2 separate regions of the Homo sapiens genome follow, and region 2 is linked to region 1. The links are chromatin loops, found by intact Hi-C in ENCODE. Cell type or tissue: mammary epithelial cell. All regions are shown on one strand. Each heading gives the region's core, and the rest is flanking DNA. Links, peaks and the distances in the headings are about the cores only. Region 1 overlaps DNAH14 (dynein axonemal heavy chain 14). Region 2 has its middle 67 kb from the start of WDR26.

The links. Hi-C counts contacts between places; a loop is a spot of excess contacts. Peaks named below come from ENCODE experiments on the same cell type or tissue, not always from the same donor. Only the 100,000 strongest peaks of a DNase experiment are listed, where the experiment ranks them.
Region 2: it touches region 1 in a loop (4-fold over the local background); 5 of 110 quality-filtered maps call a loop at or near these places.

Annotation. Positions count from the first base shown.
Region 1 is chr1:225,340,568-225,348,567 of GRCh38, reverse strand. DNAH14 (dynein axonemal heavy chain 14) reads right to left here. Exons shown (of 86, transcript NM_001367479.1): 69 at 7,867-8,000; 70 at 2,188-2,606; 71 at 1,914-2,112. Among named protein-coding and RNA genes, the nearest start is that of LBR, 83 kb to the left of the region's middle. In mammary epithelial cell, for the core only: a CTCF peak has its summit at 4,762 (motif pointing right); no DNase peak of the experiment used is centred there; H3K27me3 peaks cover 120 bases.
Region 2 is chr1:224,495,822-224,508,722 of GRCh38, reverse strand. It overlaps a transcript of CNIH3 not described here. Among named protein-coding and RNA genes, the nearest start is that of WDR26, 67 kb to the right of the region's middle. RefSeq lists enhancers at 7,480-7,980, 7,981-8,481, 9,857-10,388, 10,464-10,663, 10,389-10,918. In mammary epithelial cell, for the core only: a CTCF peak has its summit at 5,261; DNase peaks (open chromatin) are centred at 4,942 and 10,022; H3K4me3 peaks cover 453 bases; H3K27ac peaks cover 3,439 bases.

The sequences.
Region 1 (8,000 bases), core at 1-8,000:
ATCTCACTCCCTCTAGTTTGCAAAGTTTTTCCTGAGAAATCACTGGTAATCATACAGAAGCTCCCTTGTATGTACAAATAACTTTTCTCTTGCTGCTTTCAAGATTCTGTCATTGTCTTTGACTTTAGACAGTTTGATTATAATGTGTCTTGGTGTGTTTCTTTTTGGATTTATCCTAGTGGAGTTCTTTGAACTCTTGAACCTGTATGTTTTTTTCTTTCCTTAGATTTGGGAAGTATTTAGCGATTGTTTCTTCAAAGAATTTCTCTACCCTTTTCTCTCTTTTTTTCTTCTTCTGGGAGTGCCATATTGCATATATTGGTCAACTTAACAGCATCCTATAAGTCTCTTAGGATCTCTTTGCTTTTTAATTTTTTATTTTCTTTGCTCTTCTGACTCGATAATTTCAAATGACCTGTCTTCAAGTTTGCTGATTCTTTGTTCTGTCTGATTAAGTCTGCTGTTGAACCCCTGTAATAATTTTTCAGTTCAGTTTTTGCATTTTTCAGCTTCAGAATTTGTTTCATTCTTTTTTATAGTTTTTATGTCTTTGCTGATATTCTCATTTTGTTCATGCATCATTTAACTGACTTTATTTAGTTCTCTGTTATTTATTTATTTATTTTAGCTCATTGAGCAACTTTATGACAGTTATTTAAAATTCCTTGTCAGGCAGCCCATAGATCTGCATTTCTGTGGGACTCGTTTCTGGAGTTTCATTTTGTTCCTCTGATTGGGCCATTTCCCCCTGTGTCTTTGTTTGCCTTATGTATCTTTTTTTCCAGGATTGGCATTTGAAAAATTGACCACTTTTCCCAGTCTTTGGTATTGGCTTCGTGCAGGGGAAAACCCTCACCAATCAGCCTAGTTGGAGGTTCTAAGACCTTTTTAACCTTTTCTAATCCCTTGCTCCTCCTAAGTTCTCCCTGTGAAACTGCAGGTCTAATGTGCTGCTTGCATCTGGATTTTAGTGGCTTCCAAACTCTGATGCCAGTCTTATCAATATTCTGAGTCAGGCAAGACAAAAACTAGTCCCTTGGGAGGCCCCTAGACAAGCCAGAACACTGGATGCACTGTCTACTCTTTTGTTTCTATCCGAGGGAGGAACTCTGTAATGGGGGGATTTCCTGTCAGTTGTTCCACATTATACCACAAAGAGGGGGAGGCATGAATAGGCATGTGTCAAATGATGCAAAATTTCCTACCCCTTTCACTGGAATCTCTTCTCGGTTTTACAATAGCCTGGATGCTGTAGCTTCTCAACTGATCTCTAGAGTTCTCACAGAGGTATTCTGATCTGTATATTGTTGTTAACTTGGTATCTCTGTGAAGGAAGGGAGCCTATAGCATCCTAGTCTGCCATCTTGCAGACTTAAAACTTACAACACAGCATAACAACGTGACTGTATTTAATGTCACTTAAAAATTGAGATGATAAATTCTGTTATATGTATTTGACCACAGTTTAGACAATAAACATATTAAAAATACAACATAGAAACATTTAGAAGATTCAATAATTAAATAATTGTGTCTAACCTTTTTGGATAAACATGCTTTTTGTGTTTCAAATTTTCAACCAGGTTTTCGTAAGAAAGTGAGGGCAACTCTAATTGGGGTGTGGGGGAAGGTTTAACTCCTGAAGGTATCCAATCAATGTTTATGTTTGGGTGTGTTCCTGTTGACTACCATTAGATATTCTGCTTTGTAGGTTAGGATTATAATAATCATAGTAATTATCATTTATGTATTCATTCATTCATTAAAAAATTATTGAGTAACAGTGGAGGTGCTTGACCTCAAGCTACTTTTACTTTAATCAATTATAGAGGCATTGACTTGGAGCACCTTAGAGGAAGGAAACACACTTTTAATGGACTTTTACTGAATCCGGAATAGTAACTTTTACTTACTAGTAAGTCTAGACTGGGATAATGCACTTTTAATATTTATCAATATGCCAGAATATAAAAAGATGTTCCATTCTTCTTCTGGTAGGAATCCAATGTCATCCTGTATTAGATTTCCATTAGCATTGTTTTGCATGATTACAGTGCAAAGCCGAAAAGAGAAGCAAAGTTTATCTTCATTAAATAGAGCTGAAGAAACCACCTATAGGGAAAATATAACATATTAATCCAGTGAGATTAAATAAGCATGTAAAATTCACACTAAAGAATATCTCACCTTAAAAATACTTTTTGTCAACATGTCTATTGCACTTTTAATATGCTTATCTAAGAGATTTTTCTCATTTTCCAGGTTGGGTTCTTTTGAAATACTTATAAACTCATGAACTTCTTTTGGAGACACTTTCTCCCTTTTAAAACTATGTTCTTGTTCTTTGCTTTTGGAAACTACTGATGAAACAAAAACCTGATGAAACCAGTCTAGGGAGAACTGGTACATGTAGTTGATTTGTGTGAGATCAGCTACTAGGAAGTAGAGCAGGGCGCCTCGGGTCGCAATGGGGAGATAGTTTTTACGTATTGCTTGGATTTCACTTTCAGCTTTTTTTGTTGCTTCGATGCGCTTTGAAATTTCGTTTGATGTCATTTTGGATTTTCTTAAGGTATCTACAATTTTGTCATCATCTAATATGGATCCTAAAGACAAACAAAAAGTGAAGTTAAATAAAGACTATTGTAACAGTAAATGGCTATTTCCTCACTCTGCACTCTTTGTGTAAGGGTTTGTACTGTTGGCTTCTTATTGGCTTTATGTCAGAGACGGGCTCTTAAATGAAGTTAGGTAATATTTCTAATAAGAATTTGATTAATAAATTTGATTAATAGTACGTACACCTCACTTCCCACTCCGTCATCTCTTCTTTATATTACTTTAGTATTGGTGGATCCTATTTTTTTTACAGGCATATGATAAGCAACCATTCCATGATAAGGAATACATTTACAGTATGACCCACTATACACATAGAATATTAAAATCAATTTTCAAAAAATAACAAGTGTGCCATTATTTTACGTGATTTATTCTGATATTTTGTATTGTATTCTATTTTATTAAACATATGAAACTGATCATGACCAATGACATTTATTTCTCAACCCACTAATAGATTGCAACTCACCTTTTGAAAAAGCACTTCTCTAGAAAGTATAGATAATAAATCTATTCCCTTCAAATATTTAAGGGAGCTCTCAGGTTTCCATTATAAACTCTTCTGTTTTGTGGGCTAAACATTCCCATTTTCCTCAACTGCTTTTTTCTTATGATATGATTTTTAGAGCCCTCACTATCTTTGATTCTTGCCCTTGGACACATTTTAGTTTGAAACAAGCCTTTTAAAAATGTGGCATCTAGAACTAAACACAGTATTTCAGCTTGATATGACCATTGCTGGGAATAATGAAATTAGTATATACCACAGTCTGTGTACCATATTCTTACTGATGCAGGTGAAGCTTTTGCAGTAATGTCTGGACCTAAGTCATGGACCATCTCTCACAGTACTCACCCTACCACACCATTTCCCACCGAGTTTGGGCAATCAACCAAAGAGAAAACAAGAGGCAACAAGAATGGCTAGTTTCTGGCCAGGTGTGGTGGCTCACACCTGTAATCTCAGCACTTTGGGAGGCCCAGGCAGGCGGATCATGAGGTCAAGAGATCGAGACCATCCTGGCCAACATGGTGAAAACCCTTCTTTACTAAAAATACAAAAATTAGCTGGGTGTGATGGTGCACACCTGTAGTCCCAGCTACTTGGGAGGCTGAGGCAGGAGAATCACTTGAACCTGGGAGGTGGAGGTTGCAGTGAGCTGAGATTGTGCCACTGCACTCTAGTGTGGCAATGGAGTGAAACACTGTCTCAATAAATAAATAAATAAATAAATAAATAAATAAATAAATAAAAGAATGGCTAGTTTTCACTATTCACAATAGCTAAGGCATGTAATCAACCTAAATGCCCATCAATGATAGACTGGATGAAGAAAATGTGGTACATACACACCATGGAATACGATGCAGTCATAAAAAAGAACAAGATCATGTCCTTTGCAGGGACATGGACTGAGCTGGAGGCCATTATCCTTAGCAAACTAACACAGAAACACAAAACTAAACACTGCATATTTTCATTTATAAGTGGGAACTAAATGATGAGAACACATGGACACATAGAGGGGAACAACAGATACAGGAACCGATTAGAGGGTAGTGAGTAGGAGAAGGGAGAGAATCAGGAAAATAACTAATGGGTACTGGGCTTAATACCTGAGTGATGACATAATCTGTACAACAAACCCCCATGACACAAGTTTACCTATGTAACAAACCTGCACTTGTAGCCTTGAACTTAAAAGTTAAAAAAAAAAAAAAGCCCAGTTTTACCAAATCCTAGAAAGGAGGAGGAAAAATTATGTATATAATCAAGGCATCTCTTAATTTAGTTTTTTTCAAGAACAATTTTTACTAAAACCACTATTACTCAAAGATCACAGTCTTTAAAAAATACCCCAGACTCTACTACAAGGAACAAATGGTAGAGAATAAACAGCAAAGGCACAATAAAAGCATATAGTGCCCTAATGTGTGTTATCTTAAACCCCTTTTCACTTATCTCATCAAATCCATCTTTTGTTCAATTCAGGTGAAGGTTATAGCAAAATATGACTTGTTATAAGAGTGGTTCATAAAATGGGAGTGGCTGTGCTTCTGAATCTTGATTGTCACCTTCTATGTATATTATATAATACTTAGATATTTTGCTCCCTAAGAAGTTACCAGCAGATGGCTCCAGTCTTACAAAAAAAACAGATACAGAAGCCTTGTCCATGTAATTAGCCTTATTACTAGAAACACAATTTATTCATGTGTTATAAAGAAACAGTTTATTAGGTATAATTAACATTGAAAAGGAATAAAGTCAGGTCCTCTAGGCATAAATGTGTATTTAAAATTTCATAATAAAAAATATGCTTCTAAGTGAGGATTTGCCTGTATTTCTAATATAAAATATAATTAAGCTCTTTTTTTTGTAAACATGGTTGCAAAAATTGAGTTACAGACTTTATTTCTCTTAAAAATTCTCCATTTAACACATATCTCTTTTTGGAATTGGGTCAAGACAATGGCACGTTAAGGCAACAACACTCAGGAGGATCCTAGGAGGAAAGGCATGCCCTCCCCACTACTTTCCCTACTTAAGTTTTTGTTTGTTTGAGGCTTTAAACAAAATGTAAAGTCTCGTAAGGTCTTAATCATTTCCCCAAACTAAGGCAGTTGTATGCCATAAAAACGTAAGTTCTTTGTCAAAGGTTAAGAACATGCTGAACAAGTCAGTGTTTTCTGCACATCTTAGCAGACCTTAAAGAGGCAATACTGGAACTCCCCATCACAGTTATTCTTGTTTTGGCCACAGGTCTCAGCAAAGTGCTGTTACTTGCAGCAATTTGTTAGGGAAGAAATATCAACATTAAGGTAAATGTCTAACAGTGGGGACCTACATCCTTCCGGTGGGGAAAAGTTTGTAACTACAATGTGGGAACGGCTTAAATTCATCACTGCACTGATACAAGACATTGCACTGATACAAGACAGGCAGATCTGTCTTGCTTCCGGGAAGTCCAAGGCAGCGTGGTGAATGTGGTTCCAGCTCTGGATGATAAGGAATGGGCTACCACCTAGTAGCACCTGTGAGCGCCGGCCAAGAGGAGGGGCAAGAGGGCAAGTGTGGACCCAGGCTGTGAGGGGTGGGGGTGGGACCCATGGCATCCCCGCCCCAAAAGTTCCAGTGTTAACACATAGGTAACATCATCCAAAGTATCTCTCTCTATACATATGTGCAGATAGAAGGGTAAGTGAATAGATTGATAAATAGAATGTGTGTGTGTGTGTGTGTGTGTGTGTGTGTGTGTGTTTATGAGAAATGGATCTTACTATAAATACTGTGTTTTAAGTGACTAGTAAATTTACCTTTACTGGCATTAAGAAAAAGAATCAATGGAATTGATGAATCTCAGATAAACATTTCTTGAATATAATATATATTAGTTTCTAAAACATTCTTCTAAGGTTATAAGAAAAGATGATGAAAGCAATTAAAGAATTCAACCTTTACTTTAAAAAATAAAAATATATATTTAATTTTAAACAGGATGGATTGACTTCTCTGCATGAACTGTGAGGTGACTGTACTCAGGTTTCCTTCCACTTTCTGATTTTGATTGCTCATTCAGTGAGACCTCATCAGCAAGTAGTTTTTATTTGTTTTGTTTTTAATTCCCTGGGTTCTTTTATGTTTGAAATGGTCAATATTGCTCCCAGGATATGGGTGCTTCATGCCCTATCAAACTTGGTTTCCTCCCCTTTCAAAAATTATATTCTTATTATTACTATTGGTAAAATTTTGCCTTTTTAAAAAAACTAGCTTTTAATTTGTTTTACTACAGTATCTGGTAACAAATGGACTTGCCTTTCAGACCATGGGCTTTAGATTAGACAAATAATATGTAATCAGAAGTGGACATTATAATTGTGTAGAGAGCTTCGAAAATAAATATAAGCCAGGGCCCGATGTGCGGAAGTTCAGATTCAGTAAGTCTGTGGCGGTACCCACTGGGCATTTGTATTTTTTAAAAAGAAAGAAAGGTAATAAACTCTACAGATGATTTCTATACATACTCTTGAGGACTAAAGTGTTTGAGAAACCTTCAAGTTCCAGTGAGTCACAAGTTAAAATAGAAAGGCAGTCCATTGTTAGATAAACTGTATTTTATCACAGTTGACTTAGGGGCATACATCAGTGTGACTCAGGAATTTATGTTTCTTTAAGTTTAGATGCAGTAAAGATTGTGGTTTCTTAGATATTTTTTGTGCTGAAGAAGAAAATAATTTCTACTGCTACTTTAATTAAAAGCTTTTTTTGTTTGTTTGTTTGAAGGAGTTTTGCTCTTCTAACCCAAGCTGGAGTGCAATGGCACCATCTTGACTCACCGCAACCTCCATCTCCTGGGTTCAAGCAATTCTCCTGTCTCAACCTCCCAAGTAGCTGGGATTACAGGCATGCGCCACCAAGTCTGGCTAATTTTGTATTTTTAGTAGAGACGGGGTTTCTCCATGTTGGTCAGGCTGGTGTATTTTTAGTAGAGATGGGGTTTCTCCATGTTGGTCAGGCTGGTCTCGAACTCCTGACCTCGGGTGATCCACCTGCTTCGGCCTCCCAAAGTGTTGGGATTACAGGCGTGAGCCACCGTGCCCGGCCAACAGCATGTTTTAATGGGATACATAAAAGTCACTGGATTATTTTCTTTAAAAATATCTTTTAGTTATTAAGTCGGGTGTGGTGGCATGCGCTGGTAATCCCAGGTACTCAGGAAGTTGAGGCTGGAGAATTGCTGGAATCCAGGAGGCGGAGGTTGCAGTGAGCCGAGATTGCGCCACTGCACTCCAGACTGGGTGATGGAGTAAGACTGTCTAAAAAAAATAAAAAATAAAGAAAAATAAAATAAAATATCTTTTCATTATTAATACTTGGGGAAAACCCAATCATTGAGTCTCTGTAATCTAACTTGAGACATATAACAGATGTCTGTACCTGAAGTACAGGCATAGAGCCTTGGAGGGAACTAACTAGATTCCGTAAGATTTGTCTTAGAACTTATACCAGTTACAGGGTGGCAAATGTTCTACAACACAATGAGCTGAAGCAAAAGTGGAACTGAGGGACACCAAAATTCACAATATTTAAGTTTAGAAATGGGGTGATTCACCTACCTTTATCAGTTACCTGGTGGAAATGGAGATTTGGTATTTTTGGCTCAAATTCAAAATTTGGTTCTTATAACTTTTTATTCTATCCTTTGCAAAGATCTCTTACTATCACTAAATATCTTGACTTACCTAGTGCTTTCTGCAGTAAATTTAATGTTTTTTCCTCTAGTTCTTCAAGAGTTATGGCATCAAGGGAAATACTCTCCAGTAACTTGGAACGTTGATCTTCTAAATGAGGAACTTCATGAGTTACCACAGTAGAC
Region 2 (12,901 bases), core at 2,262-10,261, 840 kb after region 1:
TTGTACTATATTTTGAAGAATGTTGAATTAAAGATATATTTGATACTCTAAGTAATGGGATATCATTGAAGTTTCATGAGGAGAGTAATTTTATCAGAGCTATGCTTAGGAAACTAAACTGGGCAAGATGTTTTATGGAATAAAGCAGGAAGGAACTGGAAGTAAGATTAACAGAAAGTTACAGCAATATTTTATCATAAAGAGTTCCTGCACAGGGTATAACTAATGGTCCATGGCCCCATTCTACAGACTGCAACCTAAGTCATTGACCATTAAGTTAAAAATCACATCTTAGGAATTCCAATTAAGACACAGACAAATACAGTATAAAATCCAACTGTGCTAGTCCGAATATTTCTGTCTTTACTGGGAAAGCCTGCCCCTTCAAATGCCAGAAGAATTTACAACTCTCCCAGATCTGAGCCTGTGCCATGTTGTGAGTTTGAAAAGGCCCACATCTGGCTTTAATGATCATTGTCTAGAAAAAAACATATCTGAAGGATTGGAGAGAAAGGAAAACTTTGTGGGGAAAAGAAGAGAAGGACATGTTTTATCTCAAGCCACCTAGCTTCTATTTTATAAATTTATCTATTGCCAAATACATTTCAGGAGTAGATTCTCACAAAACATACATATACCAGAAAATAGCAGTCTCAAATGGAAATACCTCTCATTCACTACTCTGGCATGGCAGATGGCCCTCTCCTGATATTCAGGGAAATGGACTTTGCTTTCAGAGAGAAAAGCCTATAAAACAATGAGGAGTTGTCTAGCGTATGCAGAAATGCTTAACCCCTTGCCCTCAGGTATCAAACCTGTATATGGAATACAAACACCATTCCTGAGCAGGGACTAAGTCTTATTCATCTTCATATCACCACAGTGCATTGCACATAGTAAATATCTCTAAATGTGAACATACATAGTTTAATAAGAAGCCTGAACTCTTGAGGTATAAAGATAAATTGGCCTCCCGCACTGGTAAGTCTATGGGGTTTCTGCAGTTCAGCAAGAATCCAACTACAGGACAAGACACCAGGTACCCCTTGCTTGCAGACACCCTTGATAACAGAGCAGAGATGAAGGTGAGTTTTGGGGCTTAGACTGTGTTATATTCAAAAGCATTTTGATTTAACTATGGGCCCTCAGGCTGCAGCATCTAACATCATGGGGATACATATACACCAGAGAAAGATCGCATACACATATATATTTGGCAAACATTAAATAGAATTTATGATGTGCTAGGCACTATTTTAATCACCTTAAAAATATTAACCCATTTAATGTAATTCTCAGAACAAACCCCAGAACATAGGCACTATTATTATCCTCATTTACAAATGAGAAAACTGAGGCACAGAGAGGACACTTGCCCAGGGTCACATTGCTATTAAGTGACAGAGTCAAGATTTGAACCCGATCTGTCTGGCTCCAAGTCTGTGTCTTAACAACACCTGGCCTCGTGCACCGCTCTTTTCTGGGTTGCTACAATTCTCTATTTGGTTTGTTGGATCTGGAGGGATACATACATGTTGATACGTTTATAAGAACTGGTGGCTGGGCATGGTGGCTCATGCCTGTAATCCCAGCACTGTGAGAAGCTGAGGCCAGCAGGTCACTCAAGCCCAGGAATTTGAGACCAGCCTGGGCAACACGGTGAAACCCCGTCTCTACAAAAAAATACAAAAATTAGCCAGGTGTGGTGGCTCACACCTGTGGTCCCAGCTACTCAGAAGGCTGAGGTAGGAGGATCACCTGAGCCCCAAGAAGTTGAGGCTGCAGTGAGCTGTGATCACACTGCTACACTCCAGCCTGGGAGACAGAGACCCTGTCTCAAAAAAAAAAAGAATTGGTGCTTCCTTCTTTTATGAGTATGAATACTTCTCATCAACGTGTAGATACTGAGCTTGTTGATAATTAAAATGTGATCACTTTCTCTCTAGTCCAGTTCTGGGCATGGTCTAATTGCTTAACATATGTGAAGTTCTAGTATGGAGAAGGGTCTAATGGAAAAGCAAGCAACTCCATTTCCCAAGGGTGGCTGCTAGACACGTGGCTTGTTGGCTGCCCTTCTGATCTCACATTGTTACCCTAAAAGGGCTGTATCAGGTTTAACTTCAGGGAAGCCCTTAGAACAGGGACGATGCAATCTCAGCTCTCACTCATCCTCCCCTCCTTGCACACGCCCTACAGAGTAACATGCAGACTAAAACTCCACTGAGCAGCGGGGACTGCCAGCAGATCCTCTGCACTGGGGCCAGGAGGGTGGCATCGAGCAGGGCCCTGGGGCCTGGCAGAGCAGAAGCCAAGGCTGAAGGAGGAAGGAGGGAAGACAGTAAAAACGGAATGTGCTAGCTTCATCACTGTGCCTGAAGTCTTTTACATCCCACGGTTCTGGGACAAAGAGGAGTGACCGTGTGTGTGTGTGTGTGCGCGCGCGCGCGCGCGCGTGTGCGTGCATATGAGTGTAAGGAATGGGAATGTGGCCCCAGGCCTGGTGACACACCAACAGCACTTCACTGCTGATTTTTTGGTTTATTTAATACTCAGCTGCCTTTGTTACAAAGGAATTTCATTCCTCAGAGATTCACTATTTTCAAAAGATTCATTCTCGAAAGATCGTAATTGTTCAGTATTGTATAAACCAAGATTCCTTAAAATAAAAAGGCTTGGGTCTTGGGAGCAATCTTTCCAACTGGGAGCAGGGGAGGGAGTATACTTCCAAAGTGGCAAACAAGATGAAGCCTTTAAGCCAATCATTTCAAGAGAAATAACCAAACTTTTAGTGCAATAGGTCACAGGGATCAATGTACTATTTTCGGTTAAAGCTTTGGCTTGTTCAAAGGACTTTGCACCTCCAGATTTTTTTGGTAATCAATTGGCAGTTTACCAATTTTATTGAACGCCAATGGTTCATATGCTGTTGGTATAAACAGTAAATAAAATTAAAGTTTAGAATCTGCTCTACAAAGACAGTGTTACTGAAAGGCACAAACAATCTAAATAAAATGAAACAAGATCTTAGAGTCAAACAGACCTGAGTCTGAATTCCAGCTCTGGCAGCTACGTAATCCTAGTCAAGTTACTCAATCTTTTTGAGCCCTAGTTTTCTTGTGGGTAAAATGGGGATAATTACACCTACCCTAGGGGTTTGATTTTCCTGTGAAAGTTAAAGGAGATAATATGTAAAAGTTTTCAGCATGATGCAAAAATAAGTGTTTACTAAAATATTAGTTCTCTCCCCTGTGAAAATAAAGAAAAGTAATATGTCATCATTGTGAAGTAACGTCACTCTGCAGATTTACAGACAACCTAACCAAAATGAAGGGGAAAGTGTATTCAAGGTACCTGAGTACCCACTACGTGTATACCACAATTCATGATATGGCAAAAAAGACTTTTTTTTTTTTTTTTCCTTTTTGAGACAAGGTCTTGCTTTGTCACCCCGGCTACAGTGCAGTGGCATGAACACAGCTCACTGAAGCCTTGACTTCCCGGGCTCAAACAATCCTCCCACCTCAGCCTCCTGGACTACAGGCGCGCACTACCATACCTGGCTAATTTTTGTATTTTTTGTAGAGACAGAGTTTGGCCATGTTGCCTAGGCTCATAATCCACTCTTTAAAAGCTTACACTTGACCTGTCTCTCACAAGAAAGGAAGGAAGGAAGGAAGGAAGGAAGGAAGGGAGGGAGGGAGGGAGGGAGGGAGGGAGGGAGGGAGGGAAAGGGAAAATAATAAAGAGCTTACACTCAAGTCAGGGAATAAAAACGTTCATATTAAACACTCAGTGGCATAAAAGCCATACTTGCCCTCCATTGAGCACTTACAATGTGTCAGGCATCATGCTGACCACCTCAGGAACAGGGTCTCATCTGATCCTCTAAACAGCCTGATGAGATAGCTATTGCAATGTCCCATTTCCCAGATAAGAAAACTGAGGCCTAGCAAGGTTAAATTACTTACCCCAAGGTCACAGAGTTAAGATGTGGGCTTTGAACTCAAGCAGTGTGAATCTATAAGCAGCGGCATGCAAAGACCAGTTACAACTAAGTCACAGGAGAACCCAGAAAAAGATTAAGGTGGGGTTGGACTAGTGACACATGACTCCTTGGAGGAATTCAGCTGGGCTCTAGAGGAAACATGGAAGGCAGGTGGGTACAGGAGGGGAGGAGAGGGGAGGGGAGGGGGTCATGGGAGCAGTCTCCTGCTGAAGCCTCCAGAAGACCGCAGGAGGAAAGGGGAACTTTCTTAGGGGGAGAGGAAATTGGAAGAGGAATCCCTTTACCAAATGTCGCTTGGAGCCCAGAATTTCAGCCAGTCTGCATAAGAATAATGTCCTACATTTTTAAAGAACACACCATAGTTTACAAAATGCTTGCACAAAACTGTCCCATTTGATGATGACAATGGGTAACATTTACTGAGAAATTTATAATAAACCAGGCACTACACTAGCTCATTCCAGCCTTAACAGGGTGCTAGGAAGTAGGTTGTAGTCTTGTCCCTCCCAGGTGAGAAAACAGAGACCAAGGTCAGCTAACATGTGGCAACAGTAGGGTTTCAGGTTTGAACCTAGGTCTAACTCGGGAAGGCATCATCCATACAGTCCTCAAAACAGCCTGTTTAAGTAAGTAGGGCAAGTACTGTATCCATTTTTCAGATGAAGAAACTGAGACTTAAAGGGAGCAAGGAAATGAATAATTTAACTCCACTAATAACTAAACCAGGTTTTATCACCCAGTCCTCAAGTCCCCTCCACCCCACCTCCAAGTTTGCCTTCCCAGGCCTGAGGGCGTCTCTGTCCCGGCACCCCTCCCTCCTGGAGCGGCCAGAGGCCTCAGAGCCTGTGGTTGCTGTGGCCTACAGCACAGCGTGCCCGAGCCTGCAGGGCTGGGCCTGTTATTCCACAGTAGTTGGCACTCCCACGGCAATCCCTGCCAGAGGGCTGGGTCGGGTTTCCTGTCTATCTCCCTTGCCACAGCTGTGTTTTCAATAGGGAAGTCGCCTGCTGCCTCTCCTGGGGGAGGACCACACTCCACCTCCCCTTGCTAAACACCAGGCAGCCCTGTGCGGTTGCCAGGGTTGTGTGAGGATAAGATTAGGAGGGGACCCGCCCCTGTGCAGGCCTGAGCAGCTGGACAACCGCCCATGAGACACGGGCTTCCCCGAGGCCCAGGCTGTCACCTCGGCTCTGGGAGGCCCGGTGGGGTTGCAGACAGCAGCGACAGCCCTCCTCCTGCAGGGGAGCCACCTGGCTGTTTCAGAGTGAGAGTCCAGGCTGCCTGTGGGGTCAAAACAGGAGGAAGAAGGAAATAAGAGGGGGGAGGGTGACAGAGACAAGAGGAACAAAGACAGAAGCAAGGGAGGAAAAGACAGAGAGGAATTAGGGCCAAAAGACCGACAAGGGAAGGAGATGTGGAACACTCTGCGGTCCTGGCTTTCAGCAAGTGCAGCACCCGTGCCTCAGGCTCTCCCTAGCTGATAGGAATTTTAATTACACACAATTAAATTGTATATGACATTTAGTACATTGTGTTCTAAATAGTGTATTGGATTTGAATACAAACTAAAGGCCATCTTCTTTCTCATCCTCCTCCCAAAAAGGTGGTGACTTCATCCGTGCAGAAGTCTCCCAGGTTTCCTCCGCCCCTGCCCCCACCTCCCTCCCTCCCTCCCTCCCCGGGAGAGCTGTTTGCCTTCCTTCTGCCCTTCTGGGGTTGGCACCCAGCTGTTTCTTCCCTCCTCCTCCTCCCTCACCCTCCAAAGCTCCGATCCCATCACCTTAGCCTGTGTTCTACCCCCTGTCAACTCACAGGCTTTCAACATCTCACCCTTCCCTCCACCTTTTATGTCTCTGGGCTCTGTTCCCCACCATTCATATGGTGTTTAAATCCACGGCTTCCTTTCAGTGGTTAGAGAAGGGATAAAAGCTTCCCTTTATGTTTGCCAGTGTTTAAATTGCTTCTGAAAACACCCAGCGGTGAAAACTATGAAAAGGGGACAGTCTTTTCAGCTGATTGTTTATGTAGAACTCGGCAGGGAATGTAAGCAGGGGGGTTGCTCAGTAATTACTGGACTCCATTCCCCTGGCACGGGCCCCGCCCTCCCTAACTCTAGAGGTGGAATGGCAATCCACCTCCCCACGCTGCAGGTTACACTGGTGCAAGAGTGCCTAGACCAGGAGGAAGGCTGTTCGTTCTGCTCATGCAAGCCAGGAGGCTCTGGAAACAGGCAAAGTGGGTTTAGCGATAAAGAAATAGGCCAGCCTCCAAATAAAAGGCTTTCGGCTCTTGCTCCATGGCTGTGCCTTTCAGGAGAGCTGGGCTTTCGGCTCCAAAGGCTGCCCTTCTCCTCTTTCCTCCATGCTGTCCACATGGAGTCTCTATCACGAGATACTTCTGCTGACCAGCTACGTTCACAGAGATCATTTCTGGCTGCAATCTCACTCACACCACTTATTTTATCCCAGTAGATGTTTGTTTCGGCCCCTAATTTCCATTCCCTTGGGCCAGTAAAGTGACTTGATTCCCTCTGTTTCTGAGGACCCCAAGAAAACCAGGGCTTCACTCTCCGGGAGCCGTATCTGCAGCACTCCTGGGTTCTGCCCACAAGTGGTATCCTCAGGGAAGACCCCTCTGGGCAAACCATTCTGAACAAGGCCCAGAGGATCCTCTGCTCACCTGCCCTCCCCACATTCTTCAGCACCTCCCTCCAGTTGCTCATGAAGCCTCCAGGTCCTCTGCCCCTCCACCCTACCTTCCTCCAGCCTCCTCACCACAGAATCATCTCCAACAGGGACCCCTCTTCCAGGAAAGTAGCTGGTCACAAACAAATTTCTGTATAAAGCAGTGGCTCACGCCTGTAATCCTAGCACTTTGGGAGGCCGAGGCAGGTGGATTGCCTGAGCTCAGGAGTTTGAGACCAGCCTGGGCAACACAGTAAAACCCCGTCTCTACTAAAATACAAAAAATTAGCTGGGCGTGGTGGCACGCACCTGTAATCCCAGCTACTCCAGAGGCTGAGACAGGAAAATCGCTTGAACCTGGGAGACGGAGGTTGTAGTGAGCCGAGATCGCGCCACTGCACTCCAGCCTGGGCGACAGAGCGAGATTCCATCTCCAAAAAAAAAAAAAATTCTGTATAAAACATTATCATGATTAAGAACATGAACTCTGGGGTTAAAAAAAAAAAATATATATATATATATATATAGGTTCAAGCCTATGCTGCTGTCTGCTGAGCATGTGACCTTGGGCAATTCGCTTATATCACTCTAAGCTCCAGGACCCTCATCTGTAAACTGGATACAATAATAATAGTATCTGCCTCATGGTGCTGTTGTCAAGATTAAATGAGATTAAATAAAATTATGAGAAGAATTCTTTACAAAGTGCCTTTCACCCAGTAAGCTCTCAATAATGATAGTATTATTGCCCATGACCATTTATTCAACACTCTTAAACCCCTACAATGAACAAAGTATGACTCCGCCTACCTCAAGTGTCTTTCTGTTCAATATAGGAGTCAAATATACAAACAAGTGGACATAAAACAAAGCAGAATTAGTAAATGCACATGAGATAGAAACATGATATGCTTTAGAGAGTAGAGAGATGAAAAAAAAGATTACTGTTTCCAGAACAGAAGAGGCACAGCAGCAGAGGTGGCCCACGAGCAAGGCTTTGAAGCATAAGCAGGGCTCTGATCAGTGGAAGCAGATGGTAGGTTCCAGGAAGTGGCAGAAGGGGAGGCATGGAGATGTGATGGTGCAGGGTGTGTGGAATGCACAGATGCCGGCTGCTTCCTCGGGTTCCAGCCCCCCTTCTTCCATCCTAGCAGCCTCATTGTCCACTTAGGCATCCACTGCATTGTGGGGAGTCTTGAGGTCAAGGGAAATCGTGCAGCAGGTAGCCACTCAGCACATCCCAGCCCACTGGCGACTGGGGTTGGTGCAGGGGCAGATGTACGTCAGAAACAAGTCTACTCAGATTAAAGATCAGTCATGAATGCTGGGGAAAAGTCATTCTTTTTTTTTTTTCTTTGCTTTTTTGTCTCACTCTGTCGCCCAGCAGGTTGGAGTGCAGTGGCACAATCTCGCCTCACTGCAACCTCCGCCCCCTGAGTTCAAGCCATCCTCCCTCCTCAGCCTCCCAAGCAGCTGGGACCACAGATGCATGCCACCAAGCCTGACTAAGTTTTTGTATTTTTGGTAGAGATAGAGTTTCGTCATGTTGGCCAGGCTGGTTTCCAACTCCTGAGTTCAAGCTATCTGCCTGCCTCGGCCTCCCAAAGTGCTGGGATTACAGGCATGAACTGTTGCACCAGCCAAGTCATTCTTTCTTTAGAGACATGAGATGAAGGCTGCTGGCAACCATTTTGGGACCATGAGAATTAGGAAGAAATTGTGGCCAGGCACAGTGGCTCAGTTTGTAATCACAGCACTTTGGGAGGCTGAGGTGGGAGGATGACTTGAGACCAGGAGTTCAAGAGACCAGTCTGAGCAACATAAGGAGACACTATCTCTATAAAAAAAAAAAATTGTTTTAATTAGTCAGGCTTGATGGTGCAGGCCTGTAGTCCCAGCTACTAAGGAGGCTGAGGTGGGAGGATCACTTGAGCCCAGGAGGTCAAGGCTACAGTGAGCCATGATTGTGCCACTACACTTCAGCCTAGGAGACACAGTAAGATCCTGTCTCAAAAAGAAAAAAGAAAAAAGAAAGAAAGGAATTAGATCCTTGGGGAATTGTTGAGCCTTACCCAAAGCCCCACTCTGACACTAGATTTCTTTTTCTTTTCTTTTTTCTTTTTTTTTTTTTGGTAGAGATAGGATGTCGCTATGTTGCCCAGGCTGGTCTTGAACTCCTGGCCTCAAGCGATCCTCCTGCCTCAGCCTCCCAAAGTGCTGGGATTACAGGTGTGAGCCACAGTGCCCAGTCAGCTGACTCTAGACTTCTTTTGTCCCAGAAGCAAATAACGGCGTGTATTGTATAAGGCAGTTGAGCTATGCTTTTCAGTTTCTTGATGTTCAAAAAATGACCCGAAATAGAGAGTTATAAAAAATTGAAACTAGAAAGGTATTAGAGGGTTAAATCATGAAAGGCTTTCCTTGCCCCATTCTAAGGCATTAGACTTTATGCAGGCAGTAGGAAATCCCATTGAAAACTGTTGAGGAGGGAGGTGGCACATCAAATCTGTTTTAGGAAATTGATGGCAGGATGAAAGATAGACTGGAAGGGAGAGGGATTAGAAGCAAACCAACAAAAACAACGATTGATTAGTCATGAGTCTCGGCTGGTAAAGGACATTTTATCAAATATCTCCAGATGTCCACATGGCCTGGAGTGGGGAAGAGTAAGAAAGCAGAGATACCTATGGCAACCTCTCTTCTTATCAGAACCAATGGCCTGCCCTTCACCCTTAAGAGCTTAGTGTATACAGCAGAGAGTCCAAATCCTAATACTGTATTACAATACCTCAGAAGGCTACCCAGTTGTCATAGAAGCTTCAAACAACAGGAAATTTTTAATTTTAAAACAAAGTCCATTTTAATTTAAATTTTTAACTAACATTTTTAAAAGGCGGGGAGTAGGATACAACCCCAAAACAATAAGCTTTAACGGAGTGTCTTCACTACCAAAAGTTTGTGAATCACTGATCTAAATCATGGCACTCCCAGCACCCCTTCCCGGAGCGGGTGCCAGTCCTGGCATGGGTTCCCAGCCCTCTGGGGAGCTACTGGTGTGCTAAAGCTTTGCAGTGCCTGCGGACAGGAAGAGGCTCCAGAGCTCCCAGAGCTCCCATCCTCAGATCCACAAAAAAATGCGAATCTCTCCTAGAGCAATGTAAGTGTCTTGATTCCTCTTCCTGTCGCCTTTCCCCGCTGCCCTTTCTGCTGCACTGTTGCAGCACTGGGCTGATGACGCCAGGGCAGTGAAGGTTCCTTGCCCCCCGCATCTTCCCCTGTGCTGAAGCAGCGCATGGTAACCTGGCTGCCCGTGTTCTGATGCATTCTCCATTCTTTCCCACAGGCACACTCCCACCTGCATTCCAAACTGACTGTTTCATTTACATAATTCCAATAGCTTTCACTGCCAGCTTCCTGTTTTTGTAAACTCATGTAGAATTTTTTAGTTTCATAAGAAACAAGGGCCCCAGCTCACAATCACCCTCTACCAACATAGTTTATCTGCATCAAAGAAGACAGGGAAGCTTCTGTCCATTGGTTTCCCTTCTTATTTTAGAAATAGAAGCTTAAAAAACACCCCAGTGGTTTCCAATCCAGAGAGTTGCATATAAGCTTTTGACTTTACTGGTTACTGGCTTCCTGTTAACTGAAAGAAGTTTCAAGCTGAGTCAGAGAAGAGAACCGGGCCCAGCAGTGATTCATTAGTGTTGCTAATGACACCCCTACCGCCACCACCATCACTGCTGCTTTTGCTGGGGCTGCTGGGGCCTCCATGTTAGCCTAATCCTAAGAGAGCAAGAAACTGAAGCCATTGTCCTGATTTTCTCTTCCAGATGGCATTGCAGTGGCAGCAGTGAGCACAGGCCAAGCAAGACTGGCCTTGAGATGAGGAGGCCAGATGGGCCCTGAATCAGGGTGGTTTCAGGATGCCCAGGAAGGCACTGCTGCTGCAGAATAACTTCCCCCTCTCCCTGCCCTCCCTTTGCACAGTGCCTGAAGATTCTTCCTCCTTCTGAGCTTTTCTGGTCTTCCTGTAAGATACAAATACAGCTTAAAAGGGCTGCTCATACCCTAATATGATTAATGTGATGAGCTCACTTTGGAAAATACTAATCACTTGAGACATGCAGATGGAAGAGATGCTGAATTATAACCCAAAAGACTACCAGGCCAGAAAAGACAGTCAGGAAAGAGATGCAAGTGTCAACTACTTCTCAGTTTTGCCCAGATCCGGGCTTCACTGCAGGGTCATAGTCAGGAGCATCTGACCACCATACAGCCAGCAGTGCAGGAAGTGTTCAGCACTCTTCAGCCATGACTCTAGTTTAGGGATTTCTCTCAGTGCCAAGATCCTCCTGGAGGGCTCCAACAAACAGCAACACATAAAAAAAGTTGCTTTAGAAATGCATCTATAACAACAAAGGGTTCCCAACCCATATTCTTGCAGCTAAGTCTGTCATATGCATTATCTTATCTAATCTTCACAGCAACCTAGGAAACATCACTTCTCCTGATTCTACAGATGAACAGTGAAGATGATGCCACAAGTAAATTTCTGACTTAAAATATCATATTCCATCACAGTATAATTGATTAATTCCTAGACTTTAAAAATCAACATATCATTCACATAACATAAAATCTATCATTTTTTAAAGTAAACATAAAATCTATCATTTGTTAAAGTATACAGTTCAGTGGTTTTTAGTATATTCACTATGTTGTGCAAACATCACCACTAGCTAATTCTAGAACATTTTCATCACCCCAGGAAGAAATCTTGTACCTATTAGCAGTCACTCCCAATTCCTCCCTATGCCTCTCTCCCTGACAACCACTCCTCTACTTTCTGTCTCTATAGATTTGCCTATTTGAACATTTCATATTAATGGAATCATAAAATGTAGTTTTTTTGTGACTGGCTTCTTTCACTGCATGTTTTCAAGAGTCATCCATGTTGTAGCATATAATAGTACTTCATTCCTTTTTATGGCTGCATAATATTCCATTGTATGGATATACCACATTTTGTTTATCCATTCATCCATCAAAGAACACTTGAGTTGCTTCCCCCTTTCAGCTATTGTGAATAACGCTGCTATGAACATTATTGTACAAGTTTTTGTGTGGACATATGTTTTCAATTACCTTGGGAATTCCTAGAGTTTTTATATATCTGAAAACATAGGTAAGTCTAAAAGAAATGAGTATCAGCTATGGTATTGCATTCATTACAAGGTATTTATAATATGCCTGTTTTCAATAAGGATTTGCAGTATTCCCACCATGATATCCTATGCCACCTGTAGTATTGTACCCGTCACACTGAGTCTGTTTCCACAACTGCATGGAGTGCTCTTTGAGGGAAGGGACCCATCCTGTTCACTGTAAACAATTTCTTAAGTATAAGTCGCTACCTGTCTGTGAAGCAGCAGCACCTTCCTGGGCATGCTGAAACCACCCTGATTCAGGGACCATCTGGCCTCCTCATCTCAAGGCCAGCCTTGCTTGGCCTGTGCTCATACTGCTATACCACCTGGAAGAGAAAATCAGGAGGCTTCAGTTTCTTGCTCTCCTAGTATCAGGCTAACATGGAGGCCCCAGCAGCAGCAGGAGCGATGGTGGTAGCAGAAGGGGTGTCATCAGCAACACTAGTTAGGTGGGCCAGAGCTGAATGGACTGGAGTTGACATCTGCCCACGGGACAGCCAGCAGCACAGAAAGTGCTCAGACATGGAAGTTCTCCCCACAGTCTCCTCAGGCAGGAATGGATCAATTAGACCCTCCTCGAGTGGATGGTGGTTGGTATAAGCCAAGAGACACAAGAGAGGAGGCAGCAAGCAGCAGCCCTGAGGAAGCAGAAGTTCTAGGGTATTGAGAACGACATGTAGTTGTTCAGTAACTGCTGGGCTGGCAGAGAGGCTGAGACAACAGACTCGTGCAGCTGGGAGGACAAGGGGCTGAGTCTCTGCCACTACATGAGATCTTGAATAATTTTTCACTTCCCAGATTATGTTTCACTCCACATGAAAAGAGCATATCTTACTGCTTAGTTGCGCTCTCTCTGCCCACGGATAGCTCACAGATGCCTTTTTCATTGTTGTGTTTTGCAGAGATGGGGTCTCACTGTGTTCACAGGCTGATCTCAAACTCTTGGCCTCAAGGGTTCCTCTTGCCTCAGTCTCCCAAAGTGATGGGATTATAGGAGTGAG